Regions from separate parts of the Homo sapiens genome. Here region 2 is linked to region 1. Evidence: chromatin contacts called from ENCODE Hi-C or POLR2A ChIA-PET data. All regions are on one chromosome and are shown on one strand. Each heading gives the region's core, a stretch centred on a gene start or an enhancer-like site at or near the end of the contact. The rest is flanking DNA. Distances are from core to core; before and after follow the strand shown.

What was found. A loop is a pair of places that touch in the nucleus more often than their neighbours do. ChIA-PET counts read pairs that join two places held with the same protein, here RNA polymerase II (POLR2A). Pooled maps may share reads with other maps.
Region 2: a loop to region 1 is called in a map of sigmoid colon, with 4 times the contacts of the local background. The contact joins two enhancer-like sites. A Hi-C loop is called at or near these places in 6 of 168 maps with a recorded cell type or tissue (CD4-positive, alpha-beta memory T cell, CD8-positive, alpha-beta T cell, naive thymus-derived CD4-positive, alpha-beta T cell and 2 more) and 8 of 50 pooled maps. POLR2A ChIA-PET finds 5 or more read pairs at or near these places in 9 of 52 experiments (BJ, MCF 10A, PC-9 and 5 more).

Annotation. Positions count from the first base shown.
Region 1 is chr2:234,366,780-234,371,619 of GRCh38, reverse strand. No RefSeq gene overlaps it. Among named protein-coding and RNA genes, the nearest start is that of LINC01891, 85 kb to the left of the region's middle. RefSeq lists enhancers at 2,884-3,383, 3,384-3,885. Within about 2 kb of position 2,704, at least 13 of the 41 ENCODE cell types and tissues checked have a DNase peak (open chromatin) inside an H3K27ac peak, as active enhancers do; they include PC-9 and sigmoid colon, where a contact is called at or near this core.
Region 2 is chr2:234,333,056-234,337,895 of GRCh38, reverse strand. No RefSeq gene overlaps it. Among named protein-coding and RNA genes, the nearest start is that of LINC01891, 120 kb to the left of the region's middle. Within about 2 kb of position 1,920, at least 11 of the 41 ENCODE cell types and tissues checked have a DNase peak (open chromatin) inside an H3K27ac peak, as active enhancers do; they include PC-9 and sigmoid colon, where a contact is called at or near this core.

The sequences.
Region 1 (4,840 bases), core at 1,455-3,954:
GCCTCCCAAGTAGCTGGAATTATAGGCACCCACCACCACGCCTGGCTAATTTTTGTATTTTTAGTAGAGACAGGGTTTCACCTTGTTGGCCAGGCTGATCTTGAACTCCTGACCTCAGGTGATTCACCCACCTCGGCCTCCCAAGGTGCTAGGATTATAGGCGTGAGACACACTGCACCTGGCCCTTTTCTGTCTTTTTAAAAAATGTCATTTTGTATAGAGCATACACTACTGTGTTCTGAGGTTTTTTTTTTTTTTTTTTTTACATTACCAAGAATTCCTTTTTAACATAATTTTAAATAGCAGCAGCATACTGGAAATAAATTAAAGGTATGATTAGCAGAAAAATGTATAACAAATGATCCTAAATATTAGCTAGAAGTGAGCCACAAATGCACCAGCTCTCTGCTAGCTGAAGCCAAGACATCCACACCACTAGTTTACAGGATTCATAATGTTTGTAAAATAAAACACAATATGCACTTCAGGGCCATGTTTTTCAGATATTGACACCCAAGGGGGAATTTTCTCCATGAACCCTTCTTGGGAGGATCCATTTATTCTACAAATAAGCCTGCATATGAGAGATAAGAAGGACACTGATGGGATTCAAGGCACACTACCTCAAAGTACAGCATGTTAGCACATTGAGTATTTTAAGCCAAAGAACTATAGGCCTGGTGAGATGGCTCACGCCTATAATCCCAGCACTTTGGGAGGCAGAGGTGGGAGGGTCCCTTGAGGCCAGGAATTTGAGACCAGACTGGGCAACATAGCAAAACCTCGTCTCAACCAAAAGTTAAAAAAAAAAATGACCCGGGTATAGTGGCATGCACCTGTGGTCCCAGCTGCTTGGGAGGCTGAGGCAGGAGGATCACTTGAGCCCAGGAGTTCGAGGCTGCAGTGAGCCATGATTGCACCACTGCACTCCAGCCTGGGCAACAGAGTGAAACCCTGTCTCTTAAAAAAAAAATATATTGAGGTGTGGCAAGTGCAAGAAGAGCGCTCTGACCTTCCCCTGCACTCTGACCTTCCCCTGCACTCTGACCTTCCCCTGAAGCAGGCCACAAGACCCTCATGTGAGAGGTGCCCCTCTTCTGAAGACACAGGGGCACGGAGAGGAATTGAACACACAGGACTTGCTAAATTTCCCTCAGTTTACTCATCCCCTTTAACCTACCACATCCTTCCATGGCTTTCTCATCTTTTATCAAACAGCATAAAAACACACAGGTTTAACTGTTTCTTCTGGTCTTCATGTCATTTGAGGGCTCTGTGTCATGTAAAACTTATTAAATAAATTTGTTGGCTTTTTTTTTGAGACAGAGTCTCACTGTGACACCTAGCCTGGAATGCAGTGGCACGATCTTGGCTCACTGCAAACTCCACCTCCTGGGTTCAAGCTTTCCAAGTAGCTGAGACTACAGGCACAAGTCACCATGCCCAGCTCATTTTTGTATTTTTAGTAGATACGGGGTTTCACCATGTTGGCCAGGCTGGTCTCAAACTCCTGACCTCAGGTGATCCGCCTGCCTTGGCCTCCCAAAGTGCAGGGATTACAGGCATGAGCCACCACGCCCGGCTGACTTTGCTCTTATTAATCTGCATTTGGTTACAGGGGACCCAGCCAATGAACCTAAGGTGGGTAGAAGGGGAAGATGTGTTTTCTTCTTACAACACGTTCATCCAACTTTCATTCTCATAGCACACCCATTGTCAGCTGCAGGTAGCAGGTCATAAGCTCTTAAAGGGGTGGCCTTTTCTACAGATTCCAGAAGATACAAGAAAATCAGCATCATTTTTCTTAGGTTTTTTGTAAATACGTAGTATCATTCTCTACCCCTACTATTGTGATTCTAGCTTTAATGCCTAAAAAAACCCAAAAAATCAAATAATCACAAGCTCATATTATGTACAAATTTGAAAATATAAATGTGTTCATAATAGTATTGTTTATCATGGCAGAAATATAAAGTAAAAATCACCTAAGTGTTCAGCAGTAAGAGAGTTGGCTAAGTAAATTATGGAACATGCGTACAATCCTTTTGGTATGTGAAAAATTATTCAGCCACAAAAAGCAACTATGATGAAGAAAATCTATTGATGTTAATTTTAAAAAAAGAAAAAGCTGGATACCAAAGTTTACGTAACAGCGATTCTTAGATTTTACATGAAAAGGGATTGGAGCAAAATTAAAAAATAATGATAGCCAAGATGACGAGGGAGTGGGCGCCTTTCTTCCTCTGTTTTCTTAAATTTGGGGTTGTCTAAGTTGCTTTCCTTGTTGCAAGTAATCCTATTTGTTGTTGTTGGTTGGTTGGTTTATTCTCTCTGGTTACTTGTTGGTTGTCAAGTCAATGAATGAAACTTCCAGTTCCCTTAAAAGCACTGCAGCCTTCTCATGCATCCACTTCAAGCAGGCTACAAACCTGACTCAGATGTGAGGAGCTGATTGTGCCAGTTGCAAAGCACTGTTTGTTCCTGAGCAAATGATTTAGGACAGTTATTATTACTCAGAAAGTTTATTTGCACAGACCTCACTGTTGCAGCTCATAAAAACGGGCTCTTGATAATACTACATGGAAAAAGAACAAGCACAAACAGGGCAGAATTGGAAATGAGCTCTGGCCCCTGCTGGCCCAGCAAGGAGGAGGGAGGGTGGGGCCTCCCAGCCACAGGTCCCTTCATGCAGTGACTCAGAGGTGCCCTAACTAACAAAGATCTTTCCTGCCTCTTCTACTGGCTGAAAAGCATGTTGGCACCTTGCAGTGGGGCAACAGAGAATTAGAAGAAGCTGGGAAGGGTGAGGATCTTAGAAGGAGACACTAATTTGAACATAGGTCCTGGAAAGTAGAAAGTTAACCATCTAATTTAATGGATCCAAAAATGGTGCTAAGCTTGAACTGGATTTGAGGTTGTGTTTTTGTACCAGCATGTCATTCTGGTCTTGGAGGTACATCCAGAGGTGATGTTTTTGGGCTGGAAGGCTGATGCTACTAAGTGGTCCTTTGCAAGGTGGAATAGAAATCCAGCTAGAGGTAAGAAACACAGGCCCAGTTCTGGAATCAGAGGTCCAGTCAGACAGGCCAGGATCTGGGTAGGGTGTTGAAAGGCAGTGCCAGGGGTGAGAAACACAGGCCCAGCTCTGAAATCAGAGGTCCAATCAGATGGGCCAGGATCTGGGTGGGGTGTTGAGAGGAAGTGCCAGAGGTAAGAACCACAGTCCCAGCTCTGGAATCAGAGATCCAATCAGACGGGCCAGGATCTGGGTAGGGTGTTGAGAGGAAGTGCGGTGTAATAGGCAGAGGGAAAGCATTGGTGCCTCAATTTCCAGCCCCTCAAGGCTGGTCACAGAATGCATTATTGTTCTCAGCTACTGGCCCCCTCCCCCTGTAAGGTGCCTGTGCAGTACACCATGAGCACAGCCACAGTACCTTTTGTGGGTGGAGTCAATGAACCATCCTGCTGAGAATAGGCTTGGGGCTTGGGAAAGTGACTTGCTTTGGCCACTGAAATGTGAACAGAAGTCATACAGGGAGCCAGTTCCCAGCTGAACTATTAAGGGCTATTGTCAGATTTTGGGGTTTGTTTTGGTTTTGCTTTCTTGCTTTCTCCTTTGACATGAGGACATCACTCCCCGCAAATCAGCTGCCCCAGTGGAATCTGCTTGTGGGAAATACACGGAGCAGAGCCACAGCCAACTTTCTGCCAACCTGTAATGCATGCAAGAAATAAACTTCTGTGGTTATAAGGCAGTGATTTAGGGGGCTGTCCTGTTTCCAGAGACTTACCTTGAAAATGCTGTCCCTGGCCAGGTGCAGTGGCTCATGCCTGTAATCCCAGCCCTTTGGGAGGCTGAGGGGGGAAGATGGCTTGAGTCCAAGAGTTTGAGACCAGCCTGGGCAATATGACAAAACACCATATCTACAAAAAGTACAATAATTAGCCATGCACGGTGGTGTGTGCCTGCAGTCCCAGCTACTCAGAAGGCTGAGGTGGGAGGATCACTTAAGCCTGGGAGGTTTAGGCTGCATTAAGCCATGATCATGCCACTGCACTCCAGCCTGGGCAACAGAGTGAGACCCTGTCTCAAAAATAAAAAATAAAAAAAAAATGCTGTCCCCTCTGATGAAGCACTTCACGGGGCTATTTCATGTGGCTCTTTTGAGAAATGAACAGGGAATGCATTCAGCCCCCCCAAAAAAAATGAATGAGAACTTAAGGGCTGCTCCGTCTCTTGGGTACCACATTTCTGGTGATTAAATGGGAGGGTCAGTGGTGAGAGTTTCAACAACTTCTGTTTTGTTTTTCTCTAAATTGTCATTTCTTTTCCTCCTTGAAAAATATTGATCTAGAAATGAAACTGTTAACACACATGCATTTTTTGATGTTTTGGAGAAACCCAATGTTCCGGAGGGAAAAGGCACTCATTGTGGTTGAAATTACCCTCTTTTTGCTAGCCTGAGCATGACCTCTCTCAAATGAGAAATTGCACAATGCTTCCAGGCCTTCCAAGCTCAGATTTACTTTTCACAAATAGCTGAGCTAGAAAAACCTGCTTCCATCTAGTACAGCTGCTTCTGCAAGGGGACCCTGCAGCTCTGTTTGCTTATGTAGGGAAAATGTTGCCCCACAAAGCTCACACATTTCTCCCCCCACAGTTTTAGGTGTAATTGTCTCCTCTCTCTCTCTAGCTCCTTATATTATGTTAGTTTAAGCCTTCGTTACCTCTTGCCTGGAATCCTGAAATTGTTTTAGGGCTGATCTCTCCCCAGCCCTGTTTCTTCTACACACTCCTGCAAGGTTTGTGTTCCTAAAGCCCAGCCCTACTAATCTTCCT
Region 2 (4,840 bases), core at 671-3,170, 33 kb after region 1:
GTATGTGTGTCTCACACACACACACACACACACACTTCTGTGGGTTTAGCTAGTGCCAGTAATTTCCCAAGAGAGGTTCAATTCAGAATACGCTGCTTGATTGAGGGTCCGACCTAAACATCTGAGGAGCAGCTCTGTGGTCAGTGACCTGTCTGGGATGTCACCCTGGCTGTGACCAAGGCCATCAGCCTCCTTGGTAAGGCTCCGGCTCACTGAGCTTTAACCACAACCCCAGAAATATGGCTGGAGAAGCAGCTTCTCGCAGGGGACTCTGCCCTCCCTGGCCGCCTCCCTTGCTAGGGGTGCCTTCCTTCCACAACACCACCAGAGGACCTAACCCTTCAAGAACCGGTGAATCCCTCATGCCCACACTTGTGTCACTCCTGGCTGGAAGGAGGTTATTCTGAGAGGCTGGCTGAGCCTCCTTCCTGCAATTCATGCCCAACATGGGAAGTGCTACCCCTAGTGAAGCACACTTTCGGACAGACCAGGATTGCGGTGACCTCAGGATGGCAAATGAATCCACAGCGACAAGGCAGCAGTGGGGAGTGGGAAACACCAAAGACAGACGTCAGGTCCCCAACCTCCTTCCTCCTTTGTCCCTCGCTCCCCTGAGTCACAGTTGAAGCTGTGCCCTTTCATGTCACTCAATTAGGTTGATAAGAGACAGCGCTAGAATGGGAGATATGAGAATATGGATAAAAGAAAAGACAGCCACAGAGGCTGAAAGCTGCATCTCAGCCCATGGACAGGCCACACACTTGGAGAAGACTGTGTGGCTCCTCCCTTCTCCAGTCACCTGAGTTTTGGCACAAGAAGCACTAACATAAGAAGCCAGTGGTGGCTGGGTGCAGTGGCTCACGCCTGCAATCCCAGCACTTTGGGAGGCAGAGGTGGGCAGATCACAAGGTCAGGAGTTCGAGACCAGCCTGGCCAATATGGTGAAACCCCATCTCTACTAAAAATAGAAAAATTAGCCAGGCACGGCGGCGGGCACCTGTAGTCCCAGCTACTCGGAAGGCTGAGGCAGGAGAATCACTTGAACCCAGGAGGCGGAGGTTGCAGTGAGCCGAGATGGCACCACTGCACTCCAGCCTGGGTGACAGAGCAAGATGCCATCCAAAAAAACAAAAAAGAAGCCAGTGGTACAGGAAGTTTCATTACTGAGAGTGTGGACTCCTGACAGTGGAAAGCAATTTGGGGATTAGAGTCACAGACAGCGGCTGAGCCTCAGGTCCTGGAGTCAGACCTCGCCTAATTTGCTTTTGTTCCCTAAACTTGTGTCCCTGTCTTTAAGATACTAACAGTGGGATAACATGCAGCACAGTGCCTGCCCCCAAGCCTCAGCTCCTATCGCGTAACGTCCCAAATGCTTCATTCATTCTTGGGTTTGTTTGTTTGGTTTGGTTTGAAATGGAGTCTTGCTCTGTTGTCCAGGCTGGAGTGCAATCTTGGGTCACTGCAACCTCTGCCTCCCGAGTTCAAGTGACTCTCCTGCCTCAGCCTCCAAAGTAGCTGGGACTACAGGCACCCACCATCATGCCCAGCTAATTTTTGTATTTTTGTAGAGACGAGGTTTCACCATATTGACCAGCCTGGTGTTGAACTCCTAACCTCAGGAGATCCACCCGATTCAGCCACCCTAAGTGATGGGATTACAGGCCTGAGCCACTGCCCCCCATTCTTGGCCCATTCAAGCATCTGTTTCGTGCTGCTGAAAGCCACAGTGAGTGCTCTGAGTGTGCTGAGAACCATGAAGTGGCTCTGCGGAACATCTCGCATGAGGACGCTGCACGGGACAAGGGCTTGTGGTTTTGGCTGAGGAAAGGCAGAGCGCGTCACCACTGTCCCGCACCCTGTGCCTGGCACACACCCCAGAACAGACATCGCTCTGCCTTTCTGCCCTTTATCAGAATGCCATCTAGTCAGCAGACAGCTATCACGAGTCTAGAGCGTGACAGGCTGGAAGCAGATGCTGCTAAGATGCCCAGACAGGCCCTGAGAGGTGGGGCAATCTGCGAGCTGTTAGCAGGACGCTGTCCAGCAGCAGGGACTTAATTTCATTAGAGGGAGTGGAGGAAGAGATGGACGCCGACGAGGCCAGTTGTCAGCTCTGACACCCACACACGTGAGCCCTGGCTTCCTGGTAATTCGGGAGGAAGGACTGCAAAATCCCATGTCAGTAGGTTGCCGTGGGAACCCCCATGTCTTCAGCAAACAGATGCTTCCATGGAAATGAAACATTGTTGCATTAAGTAGCTGACCCTCTACAGAGATTAAATGTTAGCAAAGGAAAATTCTAACATTGAAACAGAATTGGAAGGGAGTGGGTAGACATCAGGCAATATTTCTTATTTTCCTCTGAGTCCTAAAAAGGATCTAGCAATACCTCCTTAAGGGGAAATGGCATTAACCCACCAAGCAATTGAATCACTGACTTTCTACTTGCTCTCTCTCAGGTCCATGTGAACAGAAGACCTGGACTGTATTCCCACCCCTTTGTGCCTATAGAACTCTGTCCCTGTTTAGAAGGTGGCTGTCCCGTTAATAAAAAATTTAGGTAAACCTGAATCTTCCAAAGGGTGATATAGAACATGAACTATTTAAAAGCTTAACATTTTTTTTCTGAATATTTTATTCTAAAATTAGTGGTTGTATGTTTTTTAACTGTTAAACATTTTCATTGACTTACTCCTCAAATGGTTAAACTGATTGAATATAAATAAAGAAGCAGGTATTATAAAGTTGTGGTTTCTAAAATGTGGATGAGAATCTTGTTTCCTGGGCCAGAATCCCAGACCTGGGATGTGTGAACACAAGGTCACACAGACCGACATGCTTCCCTGGGCCTCTGGGAACCAGCCTGCCCTTTCCTTCTCTGAGTTACTCTGGGAGCTTAGGCGGTCTCAGCTGATGGTGGAGGGAGTCCCACTGCAGTGAGAAACATGATCACTCGCAATTTAATAATGCAACGAGAATAAACTTGAAGTACAAGGTATTATAGGAAATGGGAATCTCAGGAAATGTGCACAGACAAACTTGTCAGGAAAAACCATCCATTGTAGCAAACTCTGCTCTGCTTAAGGCACCCTTTTTCTCATAATTTGCTGTAGATTAACTATTGTAGCTAAGAAGCACTAACATTGGAATAAAAACAAACATACTTCTCTTTATGGTGTATCTTTGAAAAGAGACATGTGCCATAGTTTTCTTGAGAGGGATGTGGCATAAAGCTGGCACAGAGGAGTTGTTTGGCTCCTATTTAGGTTTGTAAATATCTCTCAATTTCAGCAGTGCTCTCTGTGCTTATGTAGGTTCTCTTCGCCCCCTGTATTTTTCCTAAACTTTCCTGAGCTCTCCTGACCTTATTTTCTCTCCAAGCCTTGATGCCAGTTTGACTTCTGGGTGATTCTGAGACTGGCTGCCTGTAGCCCCAGGTAGGATGATGATCAAGTGCCCCAGGAGGTGATTTTTACTGGGAAAAAAAAGCAGCAGCTCCCTTGTTTGGGGTGGAATGTTACAGCAACCAGGAAATCTGGTGATGTCATTCATCAGGGGCTTTCAGGCCGGGAAAGGCGTCACTCAGGCCTCTGGCTTTAGCTTTGAAAGATATGGTTGGGACATGTTGCAGTTCAGCTTCACTAGCATTCAGAGACCGGAGTGGGGTGGTGGAAAAAGACACTGGCCTTAGTCAGGGGGCCTGAGTTCTAATTCTGTTTCTGCTCCCAGGACCAACTACATGATTTGCAGGACCTGGTGCAAAAAAAAAAAAAAAAAAAAGAAAATACAGGGCCTCTTGTTCAAAAATTACTAAGAATTTAGAGAGGATAGCAGCAGATCCTTAAACCAAGAACAGGGCCCTTCTGAAGATGGGTCCCTGTGTGACTGCATGGGTCACTTGCCCATATGCAGGCCTTTGTGCAGGATCTTGATCCCTGTGGAGTGTGTGACTCAGCCTCAGCTCCTTCACCTGGAAAATGAAGGCATCGGGCAAACAGAGCTTCCCTCTCAGCTGCACAGTAGGTGCTCCACTCATGACGCTGAAAAGTGGGAAAGGGGCCCAGCCATCTAAGCAGCCCCTAATGGGGTTAGGATGTGGGGAGCCCAGGAAATTGCACCCTGAGTTTGGAACAACTGACAGAGACCAAGGAGGAGCCGATGAAGGTCAAATGCAGGCCCTAGTTCTGCCAGAGCTGATTGCAGAGCCTGCAGCCCCCACGGGCTTCCTGACGCCAGACCCCAGGAGGACAGACCTGTGCTTGCAGCCCCTGGCAGTTGGACAGTGCAGGCAGCACATGTCTCCACGGGGGCAGTGGGTCTGGGGAGACCCGCGCTCTGTCCTTCATAAAGGGGCAGGCATGAGTTCCCTCCCTGTGAGTTCCCCTGCAACTTGCCCATCAGATCAATCCCCCACCTCCACTGAAAGCCTGCAGAGGCCAGGAGCATTACATCCGTGGGGCTGCCTTCATCTAGAAGGGAATCTCTGAAACAGACAGTGCACCCCCAATGGGTGTGAAACAGGACTGGCCGTGGTGCTAGCATCTCCCCAAGGAGCATTTGTTTCACAATGGTTGCTCCCTTTATCTGGAATGCCATGCTCCTCCCTGTCTGCCTGGATAACTCTGAGGTGTCCTCTTAGACTCTGTTTAGATCCTTCCCCTCTAGATTTTCTGTTGATCCCCTGGGTTTGCTGCACCCAAACCCTCATGATGCCTCATCCTAAGTCCATGTTTTGCTTCCTCTCCCCTTCGTTGGGCTGAAGTTCCCTGAAGATGTTATAGGTGCTTCCTGTTTTCTTGACTGATAAATGAATGAGGTTGGAATCTGTCGTGGAGTTTGC